Linked DNA regions of Mus musculus: all the other regions are linked to region 1. The links are chromatin loops, found by intact Hi-C in ENCODE. Cell type or tissue: heart. All regions are shown on one strand.

Evidence for each region. Peaks named below come from ENCODE experiments on the same cell type or tissue, not always from the same donor. Only the 100,000 strongest peaks of a DNase experiment are listed, where the experiment ranks them.
Region 2: a loop joins it to region 1, with 3 times the contacts of the local background. A loop is called at or near these places in 2 of 42 quality-filtered maps.
Region 3: it touches region 1 in a loop (10-fold over the local background); 38 of 42 quality-filtered maps call a loop at or near these places.
Region 4: it touches region 1 in a loop (10-fold over the local background); 8 of 42 quality-filtered maps call a loop at or near these places.

What each region holds. Positions count from the first base shown.
Region 1 is chr3:56,003,673-56,011,672 of GRCm38, forward strand. It overlaps Nbea (neurobeachin), which reads right to left. Exons shown (of 58, transcript NM_030595.1): 19 at 5,890-5,971; 20 at 5,545-5,668; 21 at 4,564-4,756; 22 at 862-1,878. The region is part of intron 6 of Gm31914 (a long non-coding RNA gene); the gene reads left to right. Among named protein-coding and RNA genes, the nearest start is that of Gm22784, 51 kb to the left of the region's middle. In heart, a CTCF peak has its summit at 4,476 (motif pointing right); no DNase peak of the experiment used is centred here; H3K27ac peaks cover 344 bases.
Region 2 is chr3:57,425,135-57,433,134 of GRCm38, forward strand. Tm4sf4 (transmembrane 4 superfamily member 4) reads left to right here and starts at 276. Exons shown (of 5, transcript NM_145539.2): 1 at 276-654; 2 at 1,334-1,423. The coding sequence starts at 481. In heart, a CTCF peak has its summit at 4,579; DNase peaks (open chromatin) are centred at 3,787 and 6,797; H3K27ac peaks cover 2,321 bases.
Region 3 is chr3:57,199,796-57,207,795 of GRCm38, forward strand. No RefSeq gene overlaps it. Among named protein-coding and RNA genes, the nearest start is that of Tm4sf1, 98 kb to the right of the region's middle. In heart, CTCF peaks have their summits at 4,497 (motif pointing left) and 4,700; no DNase peak of the experiment used is centred here.
Region 4 is chr3:56,749,194-56,757,193 of GRCm38, forward strand. No RefSeq gene overlaps it. Among named protein-coding and RNA genes, the nearest start is that of Gm32237, 55 kb to the left of the region's middle. In heart, a CTCF peak has its summit at 4,715 (motif pointing left); a DNase peak (open chromatin) is centred at 4,638; H3K27ac peaks cover 373 bases.

The sequences.
Region 1 (8,000 bases):
TCAATGAGATTAAAAGGACAGGCAAAGAGTTCATAGGGCTAACAAAACTCAAGTCCTCAAGGGTCAAAAATCTCATTAACACTTAATCACAAAGTATTACTTTAGTTAGTCTAAAAATTAAGTACCCATAACTCAAATTTGTCCTAGAAGATATAGTTCTTATACTTACAGCTTTACTACAATGGCCTAAACCGAAGCAATAACATTTGTCTAAGCAGCTTCCTTTTCAAAATTTAATAAATTCTATCCCGTATTTGCTTTAGAAAAAGCTCATTGGTAATAATCCCAAATTTTCTCAGCTACATTACCTGACTCAAAGGGTACTGTGAGGGTTGAAAGTGAAAAATCTACCCCAATGCTGAGAGCTCGGTCGGCATTTGACAGATAACAACCCCCGCTCATTCATGCATTTGTTTGAGCTGGAGCTCTTCTATAATCCCCAGAACGAGACGGGCCCGGAGCACAAGGTTAGCATGAATACCTCAAGAACAGAGGTGGAAATGTAGTCAGTTATAACTGTAAGCACGGCCAAGACCTTAATGGTCCTATTTTAATTTACTGCAATGTCTAATATGACAGAAGGATCTAGGCCAGAGGTGGAGTAAAATTAGAGAAATGTGGCAGAATTGGGAATATAATTCAGATCACTTGAATTTCACATATATGTGTGTGTGTGTGTGTATGTGTGTATATATATATATATATAATATGTATGTATGTATGTGTGTATGTATATACGCCACGTCTCTCAGTCCTGTAAGTCCTACGTTACACAGGTTTAAGTGTAGCACCATCCTAAGGACCACTTTGCAGCCAACAGCTCTCTGTGATTACTTCCAGAACTCCCAGAGGAGGGCTTACTTGTGTTGTAGCAGTGGTCTGGATTTTTCGGATTTCCTTTCCCGATTCTTTGCCATCATCAGATCGCTCAGTGTCTGAAATTATACTTCCTGCATCAACATTTGGTACAGCTTTGCTATTGGAAGACTCTGTTTCCAAAGTTGTGGCAGTCATTTCCGCATAGTCTAACCCCTTAGTTGACGATGCTAACTCTCGTTCAGAGACACTGCTCACTCCATCTGACGTCGTATGAATTCTGAAGTCTTTCTCTTCCATTATGCTTGATGTGCACGTTAACTCTACACTCGCAGTCATGTGAGCAAGCAACCCAAGATCATCACTGACACCAAGATGTACTTGGGTATCCTGAATATTTGGGATGATGTGATTGCTAGAAAGTTCTGGAAGTAATTTCTCTTCCTGTCTGGGTATTTTATCAAAGAGGAAGGGTGTGCTACTGTTTGGAAGCTCCTCCTTCTCATCTGCTAGCGTGATCAACGGGCCGTTGTCTTTCTCTTCGTTTTTTTTAATGATACCCACACTTCCATGCACATTGTTCTGGAGTTTCTCTACAGCAGCACTATACACATTATCCAACAAGGACTCCACTTCCACAAGGGCACCATTCTCTCCACCCACCAATGTCTCTGGTGACAAGTCCATATCATCAAGCTTTACTTCTGTGGCTTCCACTTTCTCTGCTTTTATGTCAACTAGAAGATCATGCACTTCTACGTGCACTCCACTGCCAGGCCTATCTGAACTTCCAAGAATATCATCTGATACTTTGGTTGACATGAGCAAGTCTCGTGTATCTGTGCTGACTGGGTAGTCTGTCTCACTCTCTGGGCTCTGGCTTTGGGAAAGGTCTTCTATCTCCCGGATTTCCATTCCTCCTTTTGCTCCTGCTGTCTGTGATGAGAGACCAGAGATGGTGCTCACATTTCCTTTCTTTCCTTTCTTAATGTTCTCCTCCTCTTGTCGCTGGTACTCCTCATACATTTTGGCCAGGTACTCTTTGTGTGCTTCGTAAGTAACCTAGGAAATAAGTGAAGAGGACACTGAGGTGCCATGCATGTGCCAAGGGAAAGGGAGAAATAAGAGCAATAAAGTTACCATGATATAAGCTAAATGGTATTAGGAATTTTAAGATTTAGTTTGATTAAATAATAAAAGATTCAGTTTTATTACGTAATTGGAAACAATGATGAAATACAGTGATACACTGTTTCTTGACTTGTCTCTATCCACATGTGTAACTGCAATTTCAAAGCTCCTTTGTAGAGGTTAAATATTCCAATGCTACCCAATATCATATGATATATCATCTGTGAACACTGTTTAGGCTTAAGGACTAGTCAGATGATAATATTCAACATTAAAACTACTATTACAATGACAGTATTCTCACCAGACATTGTTAAGGCACTGCATCAGTTTTAAGTGCAAACGGGTGACTGAATTAGAAACAGCGCAATATGTTCTGTACAAGAACTTGCAATGTCTTTTTCATTGTTACATTAAAACTTACTAAAGCAATGGCAAATACAAGGTGTGTATGTTGAAAAATGTAGGACTATAACAGGCATAAATTCTTCTAAATTTTTCTAATATTAAAAAAATCTCTCCTTATAGGCACACAAAATTAATTTACATTAACAAGCTATTTTGGTTGACCTTTCTTAAAGAGTGCCATCATATGAAATCTGTTTCCTACAGAAAAATCTCCTCAGTCACGGGACCTGGCAACTGTTACCCATGGCCATAATCTGCTTGTCATCTATTCTGATAAATAATTTTTTTGTGATACTTTCCTCTCTGTCTGCTCTCACACTACACAAATGAGTCAAGCAGCTTCATCAGAGGCAGACCAGAAAGCCTAAAATATATATTATTTGGTCTCTAAAATAATTTTTCTAATTCCTATTAAAATAACTATATGAACTTTCTAAATCGCAAAACTTAATTGCAACATAAACGAACAACCTAATTCTGTATGTTCATGGCTCTTCTGTGATGTTACAGGTAGAAGAGCCACAGCTTTGAATCAGTAGAACATAACATGCACATACATCAACTACTCTCCTTGCCAAAGATAAATGGTATTTAAAATTTAATATGGAGAAACATAATTTAGAATTAAGTGTTCACTGTTAAAATATGTTTTAACATTTAAGTGTTAAAAATGTTAAATGAAATGTTAAAACATGCTTTATATGTATTGGTTTGAATAAGAATGGTCCCTATGGGGACATATATTTGAATGCTTAGTCACCAAGGAGTATTTGAAACAGATTAAAAGGATCAGGAGGTGTGGCCTTGTTGACGAAAGTGTGACACTGGGAGAGGGCTTTGACGTTTCCAAAGCCCATAACAGGCCCAGTGCTAAAGCCTATGGATCGGGATGTAGCTCTCAGCTCCTCCTCCAGCACCATGCCTGCCTGCTTGCCACCATGCTCCCCTCCATGACAATGAACTCACCTCTGAAACTGTAAGCAAGCCTCAAATTAAATGCTTTATTTTATAAGTGTTGCCTTGGTCATGGTGTATCTTCATAGCAATAGAGCACTAACTACAACAACACAATTAAAAATATTACTTTAAGGTGCATGCCTTTAATGCCAATACTAGGAAGCCAGAAGCAGACAGACCTCTGTGAGTGAAACCAGTCTTAAATGTTAGTGTACACAGCAAATTCCAGCCAGGCAGAACTAAACAAACACGGAATCAAGAAAACTATGTATCTATCATGGTCACTGACACTGAGATGCCTTCCTCAATTTCATGTGGCAACTCATTTTTGACACAGCGTTTTGTACTGACCTGGGCTCTATGGTTTTGGCTAGACAGACCGGCTGGCTTGAGAGTCCTTGGGATCTACCCATCGGGCTCTCCAGCACTTGGGGCGAACAAAGTGTGTGCAGCCACGATGGGGATCCAAATTCAAGTCAACCAAGCCCCTTTTGAATGTATTTATTACTTATTTTAGAATGAAAAGAAATCTGATTACTTCAAAAACATCTTTAAAAGTACTATTCAGCTACTATTTCATGAAATATGCTTGTAAGAATTGAATATGGTTCAGTTAAAAAGCAACTGGTTCTCATGCTGGCTACAAACATATATAGTAAATTTTCCAATTGAGAGGACATGAAATGGCTCATTAAGGAAAGGCGTTGCCTCCAAGCCGAAAGACCAGAGTTCAATCCCTGGAACCTGTAACTGTAAGCAGAGAACCAACTCCTGAAAACTATCTTCTGGCTCCCAGACTCAGCAAGTGCTTGCATGCACTCACACACCTACACACGAACACCTCCTCCTGCCCCCGACACACACACACAAACAGACACACTTACTTAAAGTGCTATTAAAACAAAATTCATAATTTACAGACTTCATAAGGTTTTTTTGTTTGTTTGTTTGTTTGTTTGTTTGTTTTTTGAGACAGGGTTTCTCTGTATAGCCCTGGCTGTCCTGGAACTCACTTTGTGTAGATAAGGCTGTCCTCAAACTCAGAAATCCACCTGCCTTTGCCTCCGAGTAAGTTAAGTGATCTTAAACCACCTTCAGGCTCACCAAAGGGCAAAGAAAGGACAAAGTCAAAATTAGGATCAAGGAAGGAGCCATGACTGAGAATGTCCACTAGGTGGCACCAGATGAGAGTTTATAGCCATTTACTTCCTGGCTGAAACTTCAATGACAGAAGAAGCCAAATCCCCTTACCTTGGAATGGGCTATTGAGAGTGTGTCCACCCAGACTCTCCAGCCTCCCCATTCATATTTTATTGCATGATACAAAAGAATCCGGAAAATGTTGTAGACCATCTCAGTAATCTTCTGTTCCTCAGAACTTTTTGGATTGATATAGCCAAGAGAAAACATCCAGTCCTGCCACACTGAACATTGCAGTAAGCATCTAAAAAGAAAATGAAAAAGACCTCATTAAAATTATCAAAATTATAATTTACTACTTTGAAACTTAAAGTGATGAAAATATAAGCCAAGTACACGATTATTCTCTGTATTCTGCATTCTATAACCTCTATCAATTTCTTTCTTTCTTAGAGAACTTGAATTATAAATCAAATCCCTCCCTACCTCTCCTGTCGAGAGACAGCTTTAGCTTCTGCGTGTTCGCAGTAATAATTCACTGCTAACACTCACGGTGCTCTCGACTGGCTCTACAGCACCCCCAACCCAACTGTGCTAGTGTGGGCACCAAAATGCTTCACACACAATACAAAAATGCGTTAGAAACTTAGGAAATGACCAGACACATATTCAAGGACTCAGGCTGTACATCATGTCTGAGCTAGGATATCTTAAATGCATGGCAGGACAACATCAGTGAATATGGACACACCCAACATAATGAGAATTAAAGGCACTGTTGCTGATAGGGAGATGTGAGAGATAGTGGCTACAGCATAAGTACAAAAGTGTTCATCTGTATATTCATATGTGTGTGTGTGTGTGTGTGTGTGTGTGTGTGTGTGTGTGTGTGTGTGTGTGTACTAGGACAACTAAATAAAAGCATATACAACTGATAAAGTAGGATGAAATAAATTGCTTCTAAGAAACGCAAGCCTTTTTAAAATGATTTAAGAGAATTTAACAAATTATTTGAATTTTTCATTCGAAAGTTATGGAAAATCAAGAACATAAAAAATATTAATCTAGAATAAAAATCAGACTGTTTTTTACCTTCTATTTTCACGGCTGTTACTGAAAAGCTTAATCATGTCGGATAAAAACAGCCGACGGACTTCCATCAATTCTGCACTTGGTGTTGAGTTCTTTAACAAAGTTGCCACCACCTTAAGAATCACTATATACAAACAAATTCTGAATTAAAATTTTAAAATGTCACCAAGACGTAGCACCACATTCACTAATTTTCAACTCAATACTTGGCTCCGAGTGGAGCTGTCCCTGTCCTAAAGTGGGGCCACCAGAAGGAACGCAGTCACGAGAGGCTCTGGTTTGGTCCCACATGTCACCGTGTAACGGCCGCGCTGCCGCGCCGCGGGAGGAGCGGCTTCTGCTTACTTGGATTCTGGATTTTGACTGTGGAGTCTGGCTCCGGGTGTGGTTTATGCACAACTTGAGTACAGACTTGCTCTGTCAAGATCTGAAAGATGAACAATTTGAACTTTGTTTAGAGAAGAAATTAAAAACAACTGCATAATATAGCTTTAGTAAAGAATCTGTCAAAGGTTTTGAATAATTTTAAGTCAAAAGAAATATCCCTCACAAAAGAACTTTCTAAAATTACATATGTCCTTAAACTCTGAAGTCTATATACCTCAAATTTTACTTACTTTGGATAAAGACAAAAGCCAGACACCTTATATATAGAAGAAAAGAATAGTTAGCTAATATAAAATTTGCTCTGTTTGAAATATGCTTTCAGTATGCAATTTTAAGACCTCTGTGTTTTGAATTATAAATATTTGATGTTTTGTGTCATGCTAATTAAAAAAGTCAGTAACTGTTAACAAACCTATGCCTCATACAGAAAAGAAATCTAAAACTTATATTTCTAATTTTGACTAGAATGTAGGCTTAAAACCCTCAAGCAAAACCAGACATTTTGGTTATTGTCCATGCTTAGCACCAAGAGCTGATACATATCAGGAGTCATTATGTGACAGAATGGATAACTCCGTCAAATATAGATAGTCAATGTGGTTGCTCATGTAGCCCAGGTTTAACCATACTTGTCTCATCATTACAGCTAGCTCGCTATCTGTCTGTCTGTCTGTCTACATGCACAAAATTTCAGTAGAGATGAACTCCACTTAGAGCTAATGCTAAACTCTGAACACTCTTTTAAAAACACAGTTCAACTCAAAATCAATACAAAAAAGTCATCAGCCCAAGTACAGTCGCCTGTAGTTGTTGGAAGCTCTTGATTGCATGGCCTAAAAGGTGGAATTTCTCAACCCTTTCCCCTATCTTTTGACTCTTAAATTCTTTTCTTTTTTTTTTTCAAAAAAAAAAAAAAAGAAGAAGAAGAAGAAGAAAGAAAAGGAATCAGTGTTAATTTTGAGACTGGCTATGCAGAGTGCTAAGGTGAAGAGCACAGTGGGAAGAGCGAGGTTAGACACAGGGAGGACGGCTTCTAAGATGGAGAGCATCATGACATCCAGAAAGAAGAGACACACTCTCTTTCCTTTTTTTTTTCCAGACTAAACAGAGGACAGAAAATTTACATAAATAAATGAGGTATATAGACCAAAAATATATCGACTTGAAATAAGACATTGCTCTATTATTACTTCAGTGATAAATACTGGTTAAAATCATCTATACCCATTCTTAAAAATGAACAATGTTAAACTAAATAGTCTCAGAATGCTTTTTTAACAGTGTACTCTAAACATGACTGACTACATAGAGCTGCCATGTGAGATAAAAAATCTCTTGAGATAACATATACCAAAAAAACAGTGGCTGGTATATACCTAAAAGGGGTTTCTATACCTATTTTTCCCCAAAGCCCAAAATATAAGACTCCAGGTCGTTGTTGTTATAAATATGATGATACTCAAAATAGTTGCATACTTGCAGGGAAAACATCAGACCATGTTCCCCTCTGATAGAGTTTTCAAACCTTTCTCAAGCACAAGAGAGCAAGTCACATTTTGCAGAAAACAGAATTTGCTTCAAAGCACCACTGATTTTACTGTTGTCTATGTAAAGCTTTGCTCTATCATGTGACACTGAGGACAGTCATGGTAGTGCATATCCATAAACCTGCTATAAAGATCACAGGGTTCCTGTGTGAAAGCTGAAAGGTTTCACGAGTTACACGGATGTGCTTAGGAGCTGCCTCCAGCACGTATCTGTGAAGAAGCAGTTATGTGCCCACACACTACACTGCCTGATGCTTGCAGAATGGAAAACAGTTGGTAAGTGGAGCTACATTTCTAGCATCAATTTACTTAATTAATGTTCTGGAGATAGGCATAAATGCATGCCTCTATTAAGCAATAAAACATAGTAAACTGTCATTAAGAACCTACGTGAGATTTTAAAAGAGGGAAGGAAATAATGTGTATAAATAGAGAGAGATGAATATAGGTATAAACCTTTTAATCGCAGTTTAAGATTCAAAGAGGTCCCTGAAGATTTTACTGACTTTATGTGAGGCATAT
Region 2 (8,000 bases), 1.4 Mb after region 1:
AATCAGGATATTAGTGGGTTATGAGAGTGATGTATATAATGCCCAGGGAATACTTCTTTATTTGGGCAGAGACATTATGAAATTAAAGGGGCAGTGCTGAGCACTGCTTGTCCCAGCCTTCTCTTCAATTGCAACAACTTGAATGTCTTGTCTGTGCTGGTGGATTATTAACAGAGGTTATTGGTCTCCATGGCAAAACAATTGAACGATCGCACAAAACGTAATCTCATTTATGGGGTTGGAAAAAAAAGAGAGAGAGAGAGACATAGAGTCAGGGATATAAATATCCATTGCCACTGAAGGCCTGCCGTAGTTGAGAAGTGAAGTGTCTCCAAGGTTCAAAGAACTCTGATATTTGGTCCCACTTTTCTTATTGACCCCGGTACAGCCACTGGAACGTGCTGCTGCAATCCCTGAGGAGAACCGTCAAGCTGGTGGCGACGAGCCTTTGATCTCTGTGCTTTCCTGTGACCCCCCAGCATGTGTACTGGGGGCTGTGCCAGGTGCCTGGGGGGCACCCTCATTCCCCTGGCTGTGTTTGGCCTCCTGGCAAATATCCTGTTGTTCTTTCCTGGAGGAAAAGTGGTGAACGACAAAAGCCACCTTTCGGATGAGGTCTGGTACTTCGGAGGAATATTGGGAAGTGGAGTCTTGGTGAGTAGAGAAACCTTAACATTCCCACGAAGGCAAATCCTCGTCTGTCCTTATTGCAGGAGATGCCATTTTGAAGCTTACAACCTATATGCGATGAAAAGTAGTGCCCTAATATACTTCCCCTTTCTATTCGCGGCTGGGGACAGCTTGGTTTACTAAGTGGTTCATCCCCAAGTTTGGGCTGGAGTCACCCTAAGACATCTGAGCCCAGAGAACCAAGCTAATAGCCACTTGATTATTTTACTCTAGTCAATTGTGGCAATAAGAACTAAAAACAGAACACAGTGCTTTATACAAATGGATTGACTTAGAATGAAGGGACACAGAAGCTGTAAGTAAGCTTTCATTCAGGAATTCACGGCTTCTTCATCTCCTTGTTTCCAAATACGCGTGGGACCTCCAGCTTGTAGTAGTGGAGGCCTTGCTTTTTATACACTGAGTATAAATATATCCTTGCCCTAAACCCACCCTGTAAACGAAAAACTCAGCCTATCTACTCTTAAAATCTCCTCACAGAAGTTGACCAAATGGAATCCCTGTACTAAAAGCTGCCATGAGCCATCGGCTGTTAGGTCTTGCCTGCCCCACTTAAGCCCCTGAGACCTGAGGTCTTCACTGGCAAGAAAAAGTGTGGGTTTCCCTTCACCCCAGACCGTCTAAGCACTTTTCTTGCCGGCAGATGATCTTCCCTGCGCTTGTGTTCTTGGGCCTGCAGAACAACGACTGCTGCGGATGCTGTGGCAATGAGGGCTGTGGGAAGCGATTTGCGGTGAGTCGTTCTGGGATCAGCTGACAGAATCTCTGGGGTTCACTGCCCGCTTGTTCTGGGCAGCATGGGTGTGCCAAACAAGTAATCAGCCCCAGCCAAGACTCCTGGGCCATCTGGTACAGGATTAAGCTCTAATTCTCACTGATACGGAATAATAAGAATAAATATATTCTACAGCCTTCATAAAGGTGTAGATCCATTTTTTACCAGTACACTGAGATGCCAGAGTTTTAAAACCAGAGTGAGGCCCCAGAAGGAAGGCAAAGATGGAGCCACAGGTTTCCCTTTGCCACTAAGAAGACATGAGAACTTGAACAAGCCATGTCCTTCTTCCAGCCCTCAATTGCATCACCATTGAAGGATACTGGGGCACAATAAAAGATGGTATCTTCCCCCTCCCTAAAAGCTAACTAAGCCCCCTTCTTTAGCACAGCAAAGGTCACTCTTTATGGAGGCTCTGTATTTCCCACTGCCATTCAGAATCAACCTTGGGATTTCAATCTCCTCTCCTTTTTCATGCGGCCATCCATCTTTTAGTTGGTGAAGCAGAGACTAGGGAGGTATTAATGTTCCCAGAGGGGCAGGAGGAATGCTGGAATGTGGGTCAGGTCCCATTTCTGCAGCTGGGCAAGACACCAAGTGTAAGATAAGCAAGTTGGACTGGATCAGAATTCCCTAGATATGGACCAAACCCTGGTATAAAGATACACGTATCGAAACAACAAAGAATGTTTTCTTTTACTTATCCTCCAGTTGTTTTCATTTTATGAAGGAAAGAAATCCTTATTTTGATGGGGATAAGTCTTTGCTGTTTCTAAACCTTCAAACTTCCTTTGTAACAAAGGGAAAGCAACCTAAAGCTCTCGGAACACAAAGGGCATTTGATGACCAACATTTAATGACACTCTGTTCATGTTTGCAATGATGTCAGTTTTTCTTTCAAAGTTGCAATACAAATTAATGAAAGAGTTGGATTAAAAACTATCAAGCATTTGGGCATATGATAAGGCAAAAATACAATGGAGGTAGAGCCTGGGTTTCATGAAGAGCAAGGGATGCAGCTGTTCCAGCTTCCCAGGATTCGTGCTCCCATCGTGGAGACTCCCAAGCCCACGTTGAATTCTTGAAAGTCTATCTACCCATCCTGAAGCAGAGCCCCCTTGACATTTCTTTCTCACCATCATTTGTTGATTTAGTCCAGAAAGAGGTATGTACACATGAAAGGCCGCTGTGCGTGGTGTATTTTATGGACACTGTAGTTTCTCATGTGACATCACATCGTACATAGAATATTCACCTTCTAGAAAACCATCATAAGTACTGAAAATGGTCATTTCAGCATTCAAAAATCATCATTTGCAAAGAGTGTAAGAAGTAGCAATGGTGCATTTGATATAGTTATGTGCCACATGTTCTACACATTTGATCATATTTTCATATTGACTCTAAGGAAAAGGAAGTGCTGTATACATCTTTTTTCCCATTAGAGCATTTATAATTTGTCAAATAAATGGGAGGTAACAATTTGGAAAACAATACCAATTAAGGAATATGGATGAAAATAAATAAAAACCATACCTGTCTTTAAAATCTGTCTTTGCACTTCTGACCTTGAGGAGAGTGAGATAATGGCCAATGGTCAGCTGGTACACAACAGGCCAGTAGCAGGGCAGGCTTGCTTCTGTGTTCCTAGATTTTGCTATAACCACAGGCAGAAGTGAAACCATGTCCAAAGTATTATACAAAACTTTAATTTCATTAGATTTAAATGCAGAGTACAGCAAGAAATTCATTTGTCCCCAGCACAGTTGAGCAAACATGTTCTAAAATATTTGGTCTGGTCAATATATATCATCTACCAGGGTTCCTGAGGCCTCCAGGATATACTTCTTACTTCTTATCAAATAAGAAGTTAACTTGGCATCACTAGCCTCCCGGCACAACCATGGCCTATGCTATGTTGGTATGGCCTGTGCTGTCATGGCTAAGCTCTAGGGTTCCATACTGGATGCTTTGTGGAACCTGGTAGTGTTCTTATTTCCCTCCAAGACCATGTTTATAGTTAAAGGCTTGGACTTTATAGTTGTTTAGAGGCTCTGGAACACCAAGTGAGATCATTAATAGACATTTTTGTCAAACACACACACACACACACACACACAGCTGCATCATTAAAGCACTACACTGGTACCTATCTGAGTTTTGTAAATGCTCAAGGCATTTCCTTACAAGTAGACACTGCCCCAGTTATCTGTGCAGCTCTGAGAAACTCTGCCAGTAGAAAGATCTGTGAGCAAACACAGCAGAAGCCAGAGTGGCCGTCTCCCCCACCCCCACTGGCATTGTTATGTTTTTCTAGCACATTCCCCAAATGTTAACTGAGCTTGCACCACCATTCCTGTCCTTCAATAATAGAAAAGCAGGAATTGGAAGGCAGGAGCCTTGTGGAGATAACGTGAACCTGTGAACTGTAAACATCCTTAAAACCATCCACTTCACAGTTTCATTGTGAAGCCTGAGAAAATGAATCTGATGGTCTCTGTCTCTTTATCTCTCTGTCTCTGTCTCTGTCTCTGTCTCTCTCTCTCTCTCTCATATCTAACCCCCCCACAGGCTCCTGTGAGAGGGAGGGATACAGAGAGAGGCTTAGTCTCACTCAGCCCAAAGGTCTGAACTCTCAGATTAATTAGGCTGAAATGAGCCAGGAAAAGAGGAAGAACGAGTACCTTTCAGGGTGGCCTTTGAAGCCCTGACCTGCGTTTGTTTTTAGGTCATTAACTCTTTTTCCCATGCCTTGTCTGTTTGGTCACTGCCCCCTGTACTCTCTTTAATCTTTGAGAAGTGCTCATCACCCAGGGCCCAATGAGACAACTAATTAATTTTATCAACTCGTTCATTTTAGGAAAGGGTTGTTTAGAAACCTTGTACTTGACTCAAAGTTAAGTGTCTTTAATAATGGGATGGAAAGTAGATTGATAAGGAGACAGCGGGGGCAAGGCAGACATCAAGTAATAAATCCATACATCCCCACCCCAGGCAGGGCAACGTGGTTGACATTTTGAAGAAAGATCTTGGTGTCGCCATCATAAGGCAACTCTGTGCAGTTAAGTGAGTGAACACTTCTTGTACTCAGCTAACCACTGCTCCCTACAGGCAGATCCAGAATATCTAGCTCTTTATCCCTTACAGGGGCAGCCAGATTGAAGAACATTTAAGAAAGGCATTATGGAAGAATAGAAGGGAGGAAGGACTGCAGGCCCCGAAGGGGAAAGGAACTCCACAGGAAGACCAACAGAGTCAACTAACCTGGACTCTTGGGGCTCTCAGAATCTGAGCACCAACCAAAGAACATACACAAGCTGAACCTAGGCCTCCCCACACAGATAGCTGATGTGCAGCTTGGTCTTCATGTGGGTCCCAGAACAACTGGAACAAGGGCTATCCCAAAAGCTGTTGCCTGTATGTGTATACGTTCTTCTATCTGGGAGGACTTATCTGGCCTCAGTGGGAGAGGAAGAGCGTAGCCTAGCAGACACTTGATTTGTTGAGAGTAGGGGGATACCCAAGGGGTCCTACCCATTCAGAGGACAAGTGAATGGGGGTGGGGGAAGGATTGTGGGAGGGAGTGACCAGGAGGGGGGAAGTGAATGAGATGTAAAGTGAATAAGTAAAAATATTAGAGTAAATCTTTTTAAAAGGCAATGCTTTTAAAGGATGCATTATCATTAAGTAAGAGTTTAGTATGAATCTACATTTCTTTATTGTTCTCAGTCTTTAAAAAGCATCTTCTTTAGATAGGAAGGACGCCCAGCAGTGAAATGCTTGCATGCCATGTATAGGCCATTAGGTTTAATCCCCAGCATGCCAAATATTTGAAACAAAGGCAAAACAAAATAGAAAAGTCAATTCCCCTGCTGTAATATGGGTTCTGGCAATGACAAGTGCTAACTGTGGAAAGACCTTACCAGAATCAGAGAAGGGGTCACAACAGTATTGTAAGGAGAAGGAAGAGAAGTCTCAGGCAAGTGTGCTGGTATCAAGGATATACAAACCCGAGATAAATGCTTGTCAGCTGACTGCGCAAGGAGTTCAAAGGGAGGTGTTGGGGAATTTCTAGACTTTCTCAGGCTCAATCCTCACAAAAGTCCCTTAAGTTACACAAGTAACTCATTTTACAAGTGAGGAATGCCAGTCTGTACACTACGTTTCTGATTGTAGTCCCATAGCTTTCTCAAGCAAAGGCAAAGCAAAAAATACAATATACTACTATTTTCAGAGAAAACCAGTTGAGCTTGCTCTACACTATAATCCCAGTGTTCCGGAGACTAGGATTGGGAAGGAAGGAGGGAGAAGGAGAGAACTAACTTCAGGTAGCCTCTATAGGTCTCTTAGAATGATTGTCAAGTAGGAAGGGCTGTGGCCACCAGAGGTATATCCCTAACACATAGCCATTGCCCCACAGTGTAAATACTATATCCCTAGGTCACACACTTTCCTCCCCTTCCAGCTCCATTGTCCTTCCCATGTGTTCTGTCCCATACGCTGCAGCATAGAAAAGATTGCCAAAGATACAGTCTGAGTAATGACAGATCTGGGCACAATTATCACTGGACCATGATTTGGGGTAGGGGGAGTCATAAAGTTGGCAGGGTGACTTAAAAGGTATTGACTTTCAGAAGTTTCTTATCATCTGTTTCAAGGAAAGCTTCGACAGCACACAATGTGGACATGCATGTTTAGGGGTGTGGATAAAATGTGATTGGGAGGAAGTAGATCAGCAGTAGAGCATTTGGCTGTAGAATGGGTTTCTGGACCGAGCATCTCAGAAGAAATCTGTTTACTTTTGCTTTTCTCCCTAGATTTTTGCATTTTGCACTTGTAGAAAGGAAGGTAAGGGTACAACAGTTAAAATATTATAGAACAATAATAATAAAGTATGTACTAATCCTAATATATTGAGTGTGTTATAGTGTCACAGAAGTTTTCCTATAATAAGCACAAAAGATCCCTGGTGCTTGTCAGTAAATGGTATGCTGGGCATTATTTAGTAGCTCACACTGCTTTAACCCTGAGGGATATCTGGCTCTTGTAGAGGGGTCACTTGTCACTACTGAATAGGCTCTCTTACTCATTAATTATTATTGATTATAATTATTAATTATAATTGAACCTCATTATACAGAAGAGGAAACGAGAAAGAATGTTTAACTTCTCGAGGTCAGGTGGGAGGAGCCAGGATTTAGATCCAGATCCTGCCCCTGTGGCTCATACCCATCTGTGGTCATGTGAGCATTAGTGTTCCTCTGTTCTATTTATCGCTTTCAGGGAGATAGAGAATCCTGCAGTACAAATGCCAGGGAGTGTTTCCATGCTGGACTCCAAAATCTGGCAGGCAGTGCTGCTCTCAAGAGGTGGTGACATTTGGAAGCTGTCCCAAGTCCCAAGACTATCCACTTTAAATATTATCAGTTTGGGAGTGGCTACCCTAACATAACTAATTTCATCTCAGTAAATTCCATTTGAATAAAAGAAGTTTTAGCATGAAAATTTATGATAAATAGGACTCAACCCATACTGGTTTAGGTCAGATCATATCTGGCTAGGCATGGTGGCACAGACCTTTAATCTAGCACTTGAGGGAGGCAGCTGTAGGTGTGTCTCTGTGAGTTCTAGGCCAGCCTAGTCTATATAGTAAGACCTTATATCAAAACAATAAAAGAATTAAAAATATCATATATTTATTAATAGTTATATAGTGACAGTATACTTACCAACTTTTAAAGACATATTTGTGTGATATAAATTATAGCAACATATTGTAAAGTGCACCTTTCTTTATGTGATTCACCTATTCTGTAGGATTATGAAAATTAAAGTGTTTGTTTTATTTATTTTACATGGGTTATTTCAAACTGGAAATCAAAAATATAATATACCACCTGTAGCTTTCTGAACCTGTAACCCAGTGCCCCATTTTTCCAGATACATCATATAGTGATATAAAGCAGAACTTATTCACTTAAGAATGACTGCATTCCTCTATCTATCACATTCCCTTCTTTCTTGAGAGAAAGCATTGCCACAAATTCAATGAACACCAGATCCATGAATTTTAAAACCTTTTACTACCAAAAATTTCAAATGACCTAGATAAAGATTATTCAATATGATAGCCAAGTGTGACTACAGAAAATGTGGGAATTGCCTAATGTACACAAAATATGACCATATTCACATGGGAAGTGCCTAATCTACACAAAATATGACCATATTCCAAAGAACTTATATGAAAAAGGCATATATTTTATACTGATATCATGCTGAAGTGATAACATGCTAAATATGTAAAATTAAACAAAATACATTGTTAATTTCTTCTATATCTTTCTTTTAGCTAGGCCGTTTACATTATATATGAAATTAACATTGTAGACAGAGGTGGTCTAGAAGAAGTTCCAACAGTTACACTATTGCCTTGCTGGTGGTTTTTGTTAACCTGACTTCTCACTTGCCTAAATGCAGATGATTACATCTATACTCACTCTTTGGCATTCCCCTAGATGGCTCAGCGGTTAAG
Region 3 (8,000 bases), 1.2 Mb after region 1:
TCATCAGTAAGTGCATACCATGTGTGTTCTTTTGTGATTGGGTTATCTCACAGGATTATATTTTCCAGTTCCATCCATTTGGCTAAGAATTTCATGAATTCATCATTTTAAATTGCTGAATAGTACTGCACTGAGTACTATTTTCTGTATCTATTCCTCTGTTGAGGGACATCTGGGTTCTTTCCAGCTTCTGGCTATTATAAATAAGGCTGCTATGAACATAGTGAAGCATGTGTCTTTGTTATATGTTGGAGAATCTTTTTGGTATATGCCCAGGAGTGGTATAGCTGGTTCCTCAGGTAGTGCTATTTCCAATTTCCTGAGGACCTGCCAAACTGATTTTCAGAGTGGTAGTAACAGCTTGGAATCCCACCAGCAATGAAGGAGTGTTCCTCTTTCTCCACATTCTTGCCAGCATCAGCAGTCACCTGAAGTTTTGGTCTTAGCCATTTTAACTGGTGTGAGGTGGATTTCAGGGTAGTTTTGATTTGCATTTCCTTGATGCCTAAGTTTATTGAACATTTCTTTAGGTGCTTCTTGGCCATTTCATAATCCTCAGTTGAGAATTTTTGTTTAGCTCTGTGCCCCATTTTTTGATAGGGATATTTATTTCTCTGGAGTCTAACTTCTTGAATCCTTTGTATATATTGGATATTAGCCCTCTATCAGATGTAGGATTAGTAAAGATTTTTCACAAACTTTTTGTTGCCATTTTGTCTTCTTGACAGTGTCCTTTGCCTTGCAGAAGCTTTGCAATTTTATGAGGTCCCATTTGTCGATTCTTGATCTTACAGCACAAGCCATTGCTGTTCTATTCAGGAATTTTCCCCCTGTGCCCATATCTTCGAGGTTCTTCCACACTTTCTCCTCTATAAGTTTCATTGAATTGGGTTACATTGAATCTGTAGACTGATTCAGCAAGATGGCCATTTTTACTATGTTGATCTTGCCAATCCATGAACATGAGAGATCTTTCCATCTTCTGATATCTTTTTAAATTTCTTTCCTCAGAGACTTCTAGTTCTTGTCATACAGATTTTTCACTTGCTTAGTTAGTGTCACCCCAAGGTATTTTATATTATTTATGACTATTGTGAAGGGTGTTGTTTCCATAATTTCTTTACCAGCCTGTTTATCCTTTGTGTAGAGAAAGGCCACTGATTTGTTTGAGTTAATTTTATATCCAGCCACTTTGCTGAAGTTGTTTATTGGGTTTAGTAGTTCTCTGGTGGAACTTTTGGGGTCACATAAGTTTACTATCATATCATCTGCAAATAGTGATATTTTGACTTCTTCCCTTCGAAATTTGTATTCCTTTGATCTCCTTTTGTTGTCTAATTGCTCTGGCTAGAACTTCAAGTACTATATTGAATAGCTAGGGAGAGAGTGGGTAGCCTTGTCTAGTCCCTGATTTTAGTGGGATTGCTTCCAGTTTCTCACCATTTAGTTTAATGTTGGCTACTAGTTTGCTGTATATTGCTCTTATTATGTTTATGTATGAACCTTGAATTCCTGATCTTTCCAAGACTTTTATCATGAAGGGGTGTTGGATTTTGTCAAATGCTTTCTCAACATCTAATTAAATGATCATGTGGTTTTTTTTTTCTTTGAGTTTGTTTATATAGTGGATTATGTTGATGCATTTCCATATATTGAACCATCCTTGCATCCCTGGGATGAAGCCTAATCGATCATGTTGTATGATCGTGTTGATATGTTCTTGGATTTGGTTTTCAAGAATTTTATTGAGTATTTTGCATCGATATTCAGAAGGGAAATTGGTGTAAAGTTCTGTTTCTTTGTTGGGTCTTTGTGTGGTTTAGGTATCAGAATGAATTGGGTAGTGTTCCATCTGTTTCTACTTTGTGGAATAGTTTAAAGAATATTGGTATTAGGTCTTCTTTGAAGGTCTGATAGAATGCTGCACTAAACCCATCTGGTCCTGGACTTTTTTGGGGAGCGGGGGATACAACGAATGACTGCTTTCATTTCTTTAAGGGTTATGGAACTGTTTAAATCATTTATTTGTTTCTAATTTAATTTGGTACTGGGTATCTATCTAGAAAATTGTCCATTTCATCCAGATTTTCCAGTTCTGTTGAGTATATGCTTTTGTCGTAGGATCTGGTGATTTTTTTTGGATTTCCTCATCTTCTATTATGTCTCCCTTTTCATTTCTAATTTTGATGATTTGTATACTGTCTCTGTGCTCTCAGGTTAGCCTGACTAAGGGTTTATCTATCTTGTTGATTTTCTCAAAGAACCAGCTCCTGCCTTGGTTGATTCTTTGTATAGTTATTTTTTTTCTTTCTTTCTTTTTTTTTTCCTACTTGGTTGATTTCATCCCTGAGTTTGATTATTTCCTGCTGTCTACTTCTCTTTGGTATATTTGCTTTTTTTGTTGTTTTGTTTTTTTGTTTTGTTTGTTTGTTTGTTTGTTTTTGTTTTTGTTTTTGTTTTTGTTTTTGTTTTGTTTTGTTTTGTTTTGTTTTGAGACAGGGTTTCTCTGTATAGCTCTGGCTGCCCTGGAACTCACTTTGTAGACCAGACTGGCCCCGAACTCAGAAATCTGCCTGCCACTGCCTCCCAAGTGCTGGAATTAAAGGCATGCGCCACTACGCCTGGCTATTTGCTTCTTTTTGTTCTAGAGCTTTCAAGTGTGCAATCAAAATGCTAGTGTAAAAATTCTTTAATTTCTTTCTCTACTTTTTCCTTGATCAAGTTATCATTGAGTATACTGTTGTTCAGCTTCCATGTGTATGTGGGTTTTCTATTGTTATTGTTGCTACAGAAGTCTTAGTCCATGGTGATCTGATAGGCTTCTTGTATATTTATGGGCATGTCTTTCTTTAGGTTAGGGAAATTTTCTTCTATAATTTTGTTGAAGATATTTCCTGGCCTTTTGAGTTGAGAATCTTCTTTCTCTTCTATACCTATCATCCTTAGGTTTGGTCTTCTCATTGTGTTCTGGGTTACCTGGATGTTTTTGGTTAGAAGCTTTTTGCATTTTGCATTTTCTTTGACGGTTGTGTCAATGTTTTCTATGGTATCTTCTGCACCTGAGATTCTCTCTTCTATCTCTTTTATTCTGTTCGTGATGCTTGCATCTATGACTCCTGATCTCTTTCTTAGGTTTTCTATCTCCAGAGTTGTCTCCCTTTGTGGATTCTTTGTTGTTTCTACTTCCATTTTTAGATCCTGGATGATTTTATTCAATTTCTTCACCAATTTGGTTGTGTTTTCCTGTAATTCTTTAAGGGATTTTTGTGTTTCCTGTTTAAGGGCTTCTACCTGTTTACCTGTGTTCTCCTGTATTTCTTTAAGGGGGTTATTTATGTCCTTCTTAAAGTCCTCTATCAGCATCATGAAATTTGATTTTAAATCCAAATTTTGCTTTTCCAGTGTGTATGGGCATCCAGGACTTGCTGTGGTGGGAGAACTGGGTTCTGACGATGCCTAGTAGCTTTGGTTTCTGTTGGTAACATTCTTGTGCTTGCCTTTCTGGTTTATTGTGCTTTCCCATCTGATTATCTCTGGTGTTAGTTGGTCTTGCTGTTTCTGGCTAGAGCTTGTCCCTCCTGTGGGCCTGTAAGTCTGCATCAGCACTCCTGGGAGACCAGCTCTTTTGGTGGGACCTGTGTACCAAGGATTGTGGAACAGCTTTAGCTCCTGTTTGTAGACTGCAACCGGAAAAATCCTGTCCCAGCTGTTACACTGTTCCTGTGCCCTGTGTGCTCCTGGCCAGTCCTGCTTTGGACGGTTATTGGAGAGAAAATGGAGATCTCACCTCTGAGCCCAGGAGTGAGAGCTCTCCTGGGAGACCAGCTCTCTCCTGGAAGGCCCCGTGTACAGAGGACTGCGGAACAGCCTTAACTCTAGGTGCAGATGGCAACCAGAAGGATCCTGTCCCAGCTTCTCCCATGTTAGGGATGCAAAGTGAATAAATTATTGAAGAATAATAAATAAAATAAAATAAAATAAATAAAATTTTATTTTTTCTGGATTCAAGTGCTAAAGTCTTTAAGATAGGCCCACCAGAAGGGGATGAAATATCTACAAATATTTAGTTGTTATGTACTTTAATTTCAAATGTCTTAGAACCATTACAGTATGAAAAGTCAGAAATATAGAGATTCAATGTACAGCAGATTAATCTGTCAACAAATGAGAAGGTACCTCAGAAGAAACTGGAAGTGATACAAGTAAGGAGAGGAATTTCCTTCCCCTCCTGCAGATGAGATTGACCTAGAAAAAGACCTTGAATTTACTGCACAACTTCAGATATTAAATAGACAAGTAGAAAAGCTCTTGAGACAAAGGAGTTTATTCCCAAAACAAGAGAAAGGATATGGAGGAGGAAAAAGTTACTTCCTGAAACAAGAGGGAAGGTATAAAAGACAAAAACAAAAACAGTGTTTGGACAAGAGTTACACCAAGCTGAGCCCTTTCATTAAAAAAGAGATGTGTTTAATCATAGATCTTTGCTGCCACCTTGTGCCAGCATGGAGGAATTATTGCCTGGGTCTTAAAATAACACCTTAAGTGTTTTCAGTAACAAAGCATTAGATTCACGCAGATAGCATCCTCAAGGTTATGTTCAGATTGATTGGAAACCTATAGATGGGACAGATTTAAGGTGATTAAAAGATGCATTGTGAGACAGATAATAAACAATCGGGCTATGCAGAATAGAATTATACCACAGAGTGGAAGGATTTAATGACAGCTATATTAGAAGTTGGTCCTCAATTACAATGGCTTACATGGTGGAGAGAGGAATCAATGGCCACAGAACAATGTAATCAGGCTAAAGGAATATTTATAATAGGATCGTTTTTTAAGTGAAGGTCAATTTGCTGACTGACATATAGGTACAACTTGAGGATACCACTATAGCACAAGGGATTTTTTTTGTGCCTTTAAGGGCATAGGATAGAGTTGAGGACCAGGAAAAATGACTACATCTTTTGGTAAAATTATCACAAGTCCGGGAGGTGCTTACACTGACTTACTGCAAAGCTTAACTTCAGCAGTGCGAAGAACAATAGCAGATCCAGATATAAGAAAGGTGCTACTTGAATCTTTGGCTTTTGAACATGCAAATAACTATCATTAAAAATTCAACTTGCCAATCTAGATTAACGGAATAAAGCTGATGCTGATATTGTATATCAGCTGCATATAATACAACTTTAACTTGACAAGCCTTAGGTAACGGTCTTAACTCTCAGAAAACATGATGCCTTAACTTTGGAAGTTTGAACATTTTGAAAAAAGAATGTAAAAATTTGCATACTAAAGGAAATGACTCATTTCAAAATAATCAAAATATAACAGCAAGAATTTGGAATAAATGTGGAAAAGCCAGACATTGGGCTAATGACTGCCAATCAGTAGGAGATGTCTAAGGCAAATTTTTACCAGAGGATACCACAACTCAGAGAGCCCAACTCAGCACCCAAGAGCAAACAACATGAGCCAACAACATCCTGTCAGTAACAAAATAGCTCACAAAGAAGGCTAGAGAACATAAAGTCAGTATTAGAGATTTAGTGCATGGTATTACTGCTACAGATAGTGCTGCTTTTGACTCAGCAGTGGGTAAACATCTTACACTGTCTCCACAAATTAATTGTTATAAAATAGCTAGTGGTGTGTATGGTCTTTGTACAGAACCAGTAGGGATATTTTGGGAAGTAGTTTCACAGCTCTCAGGTTTATTGTACAGGCAGAACTAATAGATGAAGATTATCAATGTGAAACTAAATCATGGCTTATGTTAAGAAAACTATACAACTATAGCCAAGTGATAGGACTGCTCAATTATCATTACTTCCATATCACAAAGGTAAAGCAGCTTCAATAAATATGACAAGAAGATTTAGAAGTACTGGGAGGAAAGTATTTTGGCAAACTATCATTATTAATGAAAGACCAAAATTAAGGTTAATGGTAAATGATGTTGAAATTAAAGGTTTGATGGACACTGGGGTTACTGTGTTTATAATTTCTGAAAAACCGTGGAATCAAAATTGGCCATTTCGAGATGTCTCCACTCAGTTTATAGATTTTGGAACACATCTCATGTGAAGCAGTGTTGTTTGGATTAAATGTTTAAGGCCAGAAGGCCAAGTAGAAAAGTTAAAATTGTATGTGGCTGACATAACCATAAACCTATGGGGAAGGGGTTTATTAGAATAATAGGGAACTCAAATTAATATTCCTTCAATTTCAGAAACAGCCCATGAAATGGTGTTTTAAATGGTTTATAGTCCTGAAAAAGTTATTACAAAAATTATCAAGGATAATTATAGGTTATATAGGTTGTCAATAGACAGAACAAAACATGAATTGGCTTTGCAAATTTAGACTAGAGGCCACTGCTAATAATATGCCAATAGCCTTGCTTTTAAAATGGCTAACCAATATGCCTATATAGAGGCAGAGCAGTAGCCCTTAACAAAAGAAAAATTACAGTCACTTGAGCATCTGGTGCAAGAACAATTGGACATATTGAGGAGTCTACTAGTCCTTGAAATTCTCCTGTATTTGAAATAAAAAAGAAATCTGGACAATGGAGAGTGTTAACAGATTTAAGAGCTGTAAATAGAGTAATTCAGCCTATGAGTTCCTCACAGCTTTGAATTCCTTTACCTTCTATCTACCCAGAGTCAATATCTTGTGAAACAACCACTAAAAATAATTTGTAAATGATTTCCTCAGTGTATTATTTACCATTACATGGGTGATATTTTGTTAGGAAAAAATGTACACTGAAACAAGAAAGGTTGTTACCTTACTGAGTGCTACAGATTGCACCTGAAAAAATACAGAAAGAAAATTCTATAAACTATTTAGGATTTAAGCTGAGTCCACAAACAATTTCAACAAAACAATCAGATCAGAAGAGATAAATTACAAACTATTAGAGATTTTTTTAAAGTTATTGGGAAATACTAACTGGTGATACCCTCCTATTAGATTAATTACTCAAAAGTTAAGTAATTTGATTCAAAACCTGGAAGGTGATTTAAATGTAAACAGTGCAGGGAAATTAACAGCTGAAGCGGAAAAGAAAATAGCCCAGAGAATATGAGAAACCTATGTGGAGCGATTAGACCCTAAAATTAACTATACTTTAGTTATTTTACCCTTCATTCATTCTCATACTGGAATAATTGTGCAAAAGGAAAATAATATATTAGAATAAATTGTTAACACATAAACAAATTAGAAAATTTTAAAACCTATATAGAAAAAGTTTCTGAATTAATTATAAAAGGCAGTGCCAGCTCTGGGCCACCTTGGGCGTGAACTTGGAGGACAGTCCCACAGTCCCCAGAGGACTCTCCATGCCCCAGACGACCTAGCATGCCCAGGATCTTAAGATCACAGGTAAGTGGAATGCAACATCTGTCATAACAGAACTGGAAGTGCCTGGGGCCAGCAGGAGCAGGGACACAGGAGCCCTGCCTGCCCAGCGGCTCAGGTTTCTTCTGGTCTGTACAGGTCTACCTTGGATTCTAACACAACAGACAGCCCCACAGTACCCAGAGGAGGTACCACTTCCAGATGCCCTAATATGCCCAGGATCTTAAGATTCCAGGATCCCAGGAGTTTGGTCACACCAGGATATCAGGGTCTCAGAGGAAGCTTGACTGCCAAGAACTCTGACACTGAGTCTCAGGTTCACAGGATCCCAGAATCACAGGATAACAGAGATTGCTGGACTCTGCGGAGTTCTGACTGAACCAGGATTACAGTAAGGACAGGCTCTAATCAGATATATTGAGGGCAGCAAGCACTTCAGATAATCAGATAGCAGGAGGCAAGCATAAGAAGCAACTGAAACCAAGGTTACTTGGCATCATCAGAAACAAACTCTCCCACCATGGCAAGTCTAGTATACCCATCACACCAGAAAAGCAAGATATGGATCTAAAGTCACTTTTCATGATGATGATGGAGGACTATAAGAATAAAATAAATAACTCCCTTAA
Region 4 (8,000 bases), 750 kb after region 1:
GTCCCAGCCCTGTATATACTGCCCGTAATGGTAAATACCTACAATCCCAGTCCTTGAGAAATGGAGGGAAGAGGATCAGAAGTTCAACGGAGGCCCTGAGTCAGCTCTACCCAGTGAGTGCTGTGTAGGAAGACTGCCCCACTGTGTCTAGAACCTCTCTCTGTTCAAGGGAAGTTAGGAAGGTGATGTCTCAGTGTTTTGTCCTGCTGGAAATCTCAGCCTACATGTTTTTAAATGATGAATGATCCAAAGAAACCAAATGTGCTAGACGATTTTGGACACAGATGCCACTTGATTAACTCAGATAATTAAGTCAATGCTCAAGGTCATGAAGATTGCAAATGCATACATCAGGTTTCTGATTTATTATTTCCTGTTATAGCTTCATGCCTCTTACACACTTCATTCACATGACAAAATCATTTTATTTTATTTTCATTTACTTTTGATGTGCTAGGGATCTAAATCAAGGCCTCCTGTGTACCACCAAACTAGGACCCCAGACTGAATTTTATTTTCTAATCCATCTGATTTCAAATATTTGATAGCAATTCAAACTTGAATTATTTTCCCATGAGTTCCTGTTGTAGTAAGGTTGATTTTTACAGTGATCTATGATGTAAATGTCAGAGGGTAGTACTCAGCTCTTAACACCCAGAAGTGATCTACAGACCCACAATCTCACTAGCCTAGAATTCCATCAGCTCTAAAGCAGGATAAACAGTTTCTTGCAGAGAGGGACCATCTTTCTTTGTTTTCTATTGCTGTGATGAACACCAGGATCAAAAGCAATACGGAGAGGAAAGAGTTTATTTCCTCTCCCAGAATGTCATCCATCATCCAGGGAAGTCAGGGTGGGCTTGAGGCAGGGACTGATGCAGGGGCCATGCAGGTATAGTGCTACGGGCTTGCTTAGCTTGTTTTCCTCCCCAGGGGCAGCCCTGTCCTCAGTGGGCCGGGCATTTCCATATCAAGAACAAATCAAACAAGAAAACACCCAACAGGCTTACCCACAGGGCTATCCTGTGGAGCCATTTTTTTCTCTGTTAAGATGATTCCTTCTTCCAGACAACCCTAGATTCTGTCAAATTGACAAATCAACAACAATGAAACCACCCAAAACCACCAAAACCTGGCTGGCACAAGCTCCTGGGTCTGCAAGACTGCAGACTTGGTCTCACAGCTGGTGACAGGCATATGATAAAATTCAAAACTCTGATTCCAGAGTCCACAGTGTGGTACCTCAGAGGTTAGAGGTTTAAGGCTTAGACTCCTTTTTCTCTGGGCTTAAGGTAGAGCAGGGTTGCTTATGCCAATGAAAGGCTCAGGTAGACTGGACTGCCCCTCCATTCTGATGAATTCACCTTCCCTCCAGCACTGTTTAGCCATCCATTCTTGCATCCATGCACATATACACTGAGGTGCTTCTTACTTGCCAGCCACCACCTTCACCACAATAGTCGTAATTCATTGCTATCACAGCTTTTTGAATGGATGAATTAATTAATATTTATTAATTTTGTCATCATAGGCCTCACTGAGGAGACTCTGAGGACCTGAAACTTGGAAACTGGCAATGGGTGTCACAGAGAGGTTAAGAGATAGATGTCAGAGCTGTAGAGATGGCTCAGTGGTTAAGAGCATTGACTGCTCTTCCAGAGATTCTGAGGTCAATTCCCAGCAACCACATGGTGGTTCACAGTCATCTGTAATGGGATCTGATGCCCTCTTCTGGTGTGTTTGAGGACCACTACCGTGTATCCATTCATATGTGTGTGTGTGTGTGTGTGTGTGTGTGTGTGTGTGTGTGTGTGTGTGTGTGTGTGTATAATTATTTTTTAAAAGCCTAAAATACCCCAAATACTGAAAAATAAATGAACAAACAAGAGATAGATGTCACCAAGTGCTATATTATTCTGGATGATACTTTCTGGAAAGTCTGTTCAGGAGTTTCCCAACATTAATTTTACTTCATTGAGCCATAGCACAGTTGTTGCATTTCTTTTCTGTATTCCTACATGTATTTTGAATGCCTGAATGTGTTTATGTTTGTGTGTTCCTGTATGCATATTTGTATGTGTGTGTGTGTGCATTTGTGGACCTGTATGTATATGTATGTATATCTGTGAGTGTATGTATGTGTATACATGTGTCTGTATGGGTATGTGTGTTTGTATGTGAGCATGTGTGTATATGTGTGTATATATTTATGTATGCCTGTATGTGTGTGTGTGCCTGTATGTGTGTGTGTGTTTGGTAAACAAGACATAGTAAATACTTTGCAAAATAGTCAAGGAAAGATAATATTCGGGACTGGAGAGCTGGCTCAGTGCTTAAGAGCACTTACTTCTCTTGTAGTAGACATGGGTTCAGTCCCCATCACCCACATAGAAGCACACAACAACCTTTAACTCCAGTTCCAGGGGATCAGTGTCCTTTTCTAGCCTCCACAGGCACTGCGTACCAGAGGTGCACTTACATGCATGCAGGCAAAACACCCATTCATCCATACAAATTAAACCAATACATTCTTTGCCAGAACCTCTTAGATACATAGAACGCTATAGCTGTGAACTCCAAAAGCAAGTCCTTTGGTCTCTGTGTGTGTGATTTTCCTCCTCCAATCCTCCTTGATCCAGAAGAAGGGAAGAATGAAGATAAGATGTAAAAGATGATTTGGGAGAGTTAAGACAAAAGTATTTCAAAAGTTATATGTTAACATAACTCATGAAACATGTTTTGTGCTTTTCAGCCACAGTAATAGCAAAGACAAATTGCTTAGTCACCAGCCATCCTGGGAAGATGTGTGTTGCACCCTTGATCTATTTTCCATTAAGCAACATCTTGACTTTCTGTCAATAATGTAGCTTCCATGAAACATTTTTGTACAAATTTCAGACTTCCTGAGAACATACCCACACTTGGCTATGTGCCCTGGACTTTTGCATGCAGATGTCCAATGGTTAAGACAAATGAATGGCATGACAAATCTGGGTGCTGTAAAACACACTTGGATTCAAAAATGCAATTTACTTGGAGTCCATCATTTCTGTGACACTCATAGATATGCTGCTGGAAACCTTCTTTGGTTTTCTCAGTCTGTTCCCCAGACTTTCCCGAGGTGGTTCCAGAGTGTCTGGAATCATCTGTTTATTTTGAGTGAACAAACTTGAACGTATAATTTAAATCGTTGTACCCTAGTTTCTCATTTCCATATCTTTCAGTTTCTTTGTAGCTTATTATCTACCCCAAGATCTGGACCATATCTGGACCAGACCCCAAGATATACCCCATCTGATTTGAATTGTTCTTTTTACTTCATAAGATGAATATTCTATCTCCAAGGCAGCAGCATTGAAAGGAGTGGGTAGTCATGAGAACTCTGAATAATTAGTTTGTTATGAGGCAAATGTGATTCCTTCTTACTCCCTCTCCCCACTCCATGCCTCTCCCCCTTTTCTTTCTGTCTCACTGTTTCTCTCCGTCTCCCTCTGTATCATGTCTGTCTATCATCTATCTCCCTTCTATCTTTGAACATGAACAATATATTCAAAAGTCCTCACTAGATGCATCCCCTTCATCTTGAACATCACATATTGCAGAAACATGAGCTAAGTAGATATATTTTCCCTATAAGTTACCCAGTCTCTGGAATACCTGTCATAGAAACATAAAGTAAACTAAATAAAATACTTGACTGACTACAGGCACTTACAAGTGTGACAAAAGCAAGAAAGAAGTGTGGAAGGCCAAGCAAGTAGATGTTCTTACATCATGGAATATTGCATTGCTCTGAAAAAAAGAAGGGCAATCTGAAGTCTGGAATTAGGGGTAAAAAGGAGACAAAGGATATCAAAACTCCTGGACATTTTCTATAGAGTCATAAAAATAGAAAAAGAGAAATTTGAGAGATATAGACTCTGGCATATTTTGCAAAACATGTATAGGAGCATTGCACATGCTTGGTGCTGTAACAAAATGCATGACAAATTATTTGCTAGAAGAACAGTTTGTTTGGGTTCATAGCTTTCAAGATATAGACCATAAAGGTGGGAAAGACCTGTGGCAAGCGTGTAAGGTCCTGGCAGTTCCATCCACAGTCAAGAGACAGAAAGTAGACAGGGAATAGGGCCAGGCTGGAAAGTCTGAAATCCTATCTCTCATAATTCCCTCCTTCCACCTCCTAAGTTCACACAGTCTTTCAAAATATCACCACTGGCTGGAGAGCAAACGTTCAAACACATGAGCCTATCAAGGGGCACTCATTTAAATTGCCACGCCCCCTTTACAGAGAGTTTTCTGTGCTGAGGCAGAATGATACATAAATAAATGTTTCCAGGACATGGTCCCCTTTGGCTAGACATGGACAGCCGATGGCTTCAGTCACATGCTGTAGGAAGCCTGACCACACTACTCCAGACATCTTTTTTTATGGAAAAGCTCTTTTACATCCCTTGGTTTTTACTCAGAACAAATGCTCTGTTTTATTGGTTCCCTCGGGTTTCTAGGAATCTACATGGTTTCCTGGTAGCATTCAGGCTCACCCTGGTGACCTGGTCTAGAGGAAATGAAGTACGGTGGCTTCCTGCTGAAGTGGTATGACGACATGCTGATAAATGGCAGCTATTTCTGTCTGGGCTGTCTGCCTCCTGTCACTGGTCCACATGGCAAGCAGTCTGACATCTCTGACTTGGCAGCTGGCTTCCATCTGCCCCCTGCTGGTCTGCAACTGTGACCCTGGTTCAACCCTATCTTCTAAAAACTCTGGTACATGACCACAAAGCCACACAAATCCTAACATACACTTTTGAAAGTTACACCTGAGCTCAGTCATTTAAATTCAGAACCTCTAAGATTGGTTCCGTTTAGACTCCCAAATCTCAAGAAAGAGAAGACATGCTGCATCAGGTGATTGATCATAGGCAATTTCTACTATTTAACCGAGGAAGTTGAGTGGGTAAAAGCTGCCCTATTCACTCCCTCCCTTCAGCTTCTCTGACAACACCTAAAACAAACACGGTAGATCTGATACAGGATATGCATCCTGCCTTGGTTCATTCACGGTCTTAATGATTTATTTCAAACCTTAACAAGAGGCTTCGCAGACAGATGGCTTACCCTCATAGTCAGAGGACAGGCCTTCATGAACTATGAAAGTCTTATCACAGAAAACAGTGAGTGCCCATCCCAGAACTGGGTTTTCTTTTTCTTTTTCTCCCAAAGAAAGCACAGGTAATGCCCACATACTCCTTGCTTGGGGTAAATGGGTGTACTGGGGGAATTTAGAGTCCATCTGTATCCAGAACTGAGTGTAACAGACCTAATGTACTAATCTTTTTTCTATTGAGTGCATCTAACAGGATTCTTGCTGTTAGCAAAGAGGACAGAGTAATCATGCAGCAATGACACATGTGGCTTGGGTTATCAATGAGAAGAGCCTCTACCCACCCCGTGCCCTGAAGCCTTGCAGGTTTACAGGAGAAAGAATCAGGTTCTCGCTCCACAATTCTCTCTGTGATTCTTTCTGGGACATAACTCATGATGTGAGGAGCCCAGGAAGACCTGATACTCCTGCTTTCAAGTGCATATTCTTTGCCTCTGTCTGTCCCTGGGGGCTGGCCTGTGGACCAGAGCTATTTTAAAAATCGATAAAAATGTTAGAATTGTGTGGCTTCCTCCCATACATCCAAGTTCTAAATTGAAATGAAAGCTGAGCAAAGATTGTCTGCTGTAGGGGACCTAGCTATTTTTTAACTCTCTTTTGTTAGGGGACCAGCATCTTCTGCTTTCCTAGAACCCATTCTGCTACAGAAGTTCCTGGAATAGTTTTAACATTAAAAGCAGCCTTGTCTTCACAGAAATTTGGGAGATGATCCCCAAAAGAGGTTGGAGGCAAGAGTCCATCTGATCTTTCCCTGAAAGTCGTAATCTGAGCCTGGAACTATTTATAGGCTTAAATAAGCACTCCGTGCTGAACATCAAAACATATAGGGCACACACTCCTTAGCAAAGCACAAGAAGCCACTCGGGAGGAGTTGTTCCATACTGATACGGTTAAAATAAGGAAGAATGTGTGATTAGCTCTCTCTGAAGAGGCTTAGTTCAGATTAATACTGTAACATGGTTACGTTTTTTTCTCTCATTGAATAAAGATAAGATGGGGTTAAGAAGATTAACCATTAAGAGTACATACTGTTTTTGGAAAGGACCAGAATTTGGTTCTAGCACCCACACTAAACAACTCACAACCCCTTCTGTCACCACAGATCCAAGGGGATCCAATGTCTTCTTTTGTCCTCTGTGGATACTCTCTTTCCCCAGAAACACATACATGCTCATAAGTAAGAAACAAATCTTTAAAAACCAAGGATTACTGAGTTCTTGATGTAATTTCCTCATTTATATGCCACTTGTATTGCACTGAACCTATAGCTCTGTCTCTGTTTTCCTGCATGTTTCATCAGGAGCGCCACATATGCAAATCACCCCTACTTCCTTAATGTCCTTTTGCTACTCAGAAGAGCATCTATGCTTGGGCAGCTCCAGAAGGTGTGTGTGTGTGTGTGTGTGTGTGTGTGTGTGTGTGTGTGTGTTTCTCCCTTTTCTTCTGCCAGTGCTTACTTTGATAGCCCAGTCTCCAGTGTTAAAGCACTTAGACTTTGGAACCTTCAAAATCCCATAGATTTTTTTTTAATTTCTCTTCTGTAATCCTATATTTGGGGTATTCATTACCATGTGAAGAGGAGAAAACCTGGAGCTCTTAGGATACAGAGCCTTTGGGTCCATTTCTCTCACGTGATCATTTCCTCTGTTTCTGAGAGAAAAAATTGTAATTACCAGTGAAAATGTCATTTCCATGATGCACAGGTGACGTGGGTAACAAGGCATGTCTGCATAAAGGAATACACATCCTGAAATGTGCCCGTTTCACTTGGGCTTCCTGTGGAACACAATGCCCTTTTGAGAAACCGACCTTTCCCGGCAGCTTTTTCAGTGACTTTTAGTTGTTCCCCTGTTTGCTTTGCTGAAATTCAGAAATGTCTTGTCAATTAAAAATGATGAATTTAGCTTCTTGCACTGCAGGGATGAAAGATCTGCCCCTGTCAACCACACCGAGGTCTAAGAGTTCCAAGCATGGGAACAGTCTTGAAAAATTCATGTAGCAAACCTGGTAGAGAGACCTCCATCTAAGAGGACTGGAGAGGCCAGATAAGGCACCCTGGGCTTTTAGAGAGCCACTGGCCTTTACAAAGGTGAGGCCACATTGTCCCCATGAAGCCTTCCTTCTTTGATATTTGTAGGAGTAACAACTACACTGACATCTGTCTAGCCATTGACATCTGTCTAGCCATTGACATCTGTTCAGCCATTGTCCAGAAAAAAAACCTGAACCAAACTCAAGATGGATATTTGTCCTTTGCTTTTATTTTTAGAGGTGCATTGTCAAAAGTGACATCCATTTACCCATTATTCATTTTGCATTCTGCTTCAGGGATATTGATAAAGAGCGTGGTTCTAAATAATTGTTTTCCCTCGGCCAACATAACAAAAGACACCCTGCTGCATTTTATATCCTGAGGGCAGCCGAGAGATATGTGTGCTGTGTGGCAATTATTTTCTGTGTTACTGTTCCTTTCTTTCCCTATGGATGTGTCAGGAGGACCACTGTTCGTCATCATGAAATGATGGTGGGGCAGATGTGGGATGATAGAGATGGGAAACCCAAGACTCCATTCTTCTACCTCTAATTCCTTTTAAATAAGTACTCTGATTTTATTTAATATAAAGCACATAGCACTGGTGACTTCTGCCTTTCTCAGATATTTTTCTCCGTAGGATTTTCTCTAAGGTGGGCTTAAAGAAAAATGCAAAGAATGTGCTCTAACTGTGAAAGACTTTCAGTCTTCATGAATAAGAAATCAGATCCTGGTGCAAGGTGAGGCTTTGTGATTTCATTTACCCCCACTTTGTAAAATAATCAACAGGCTGTGGATGTGAGA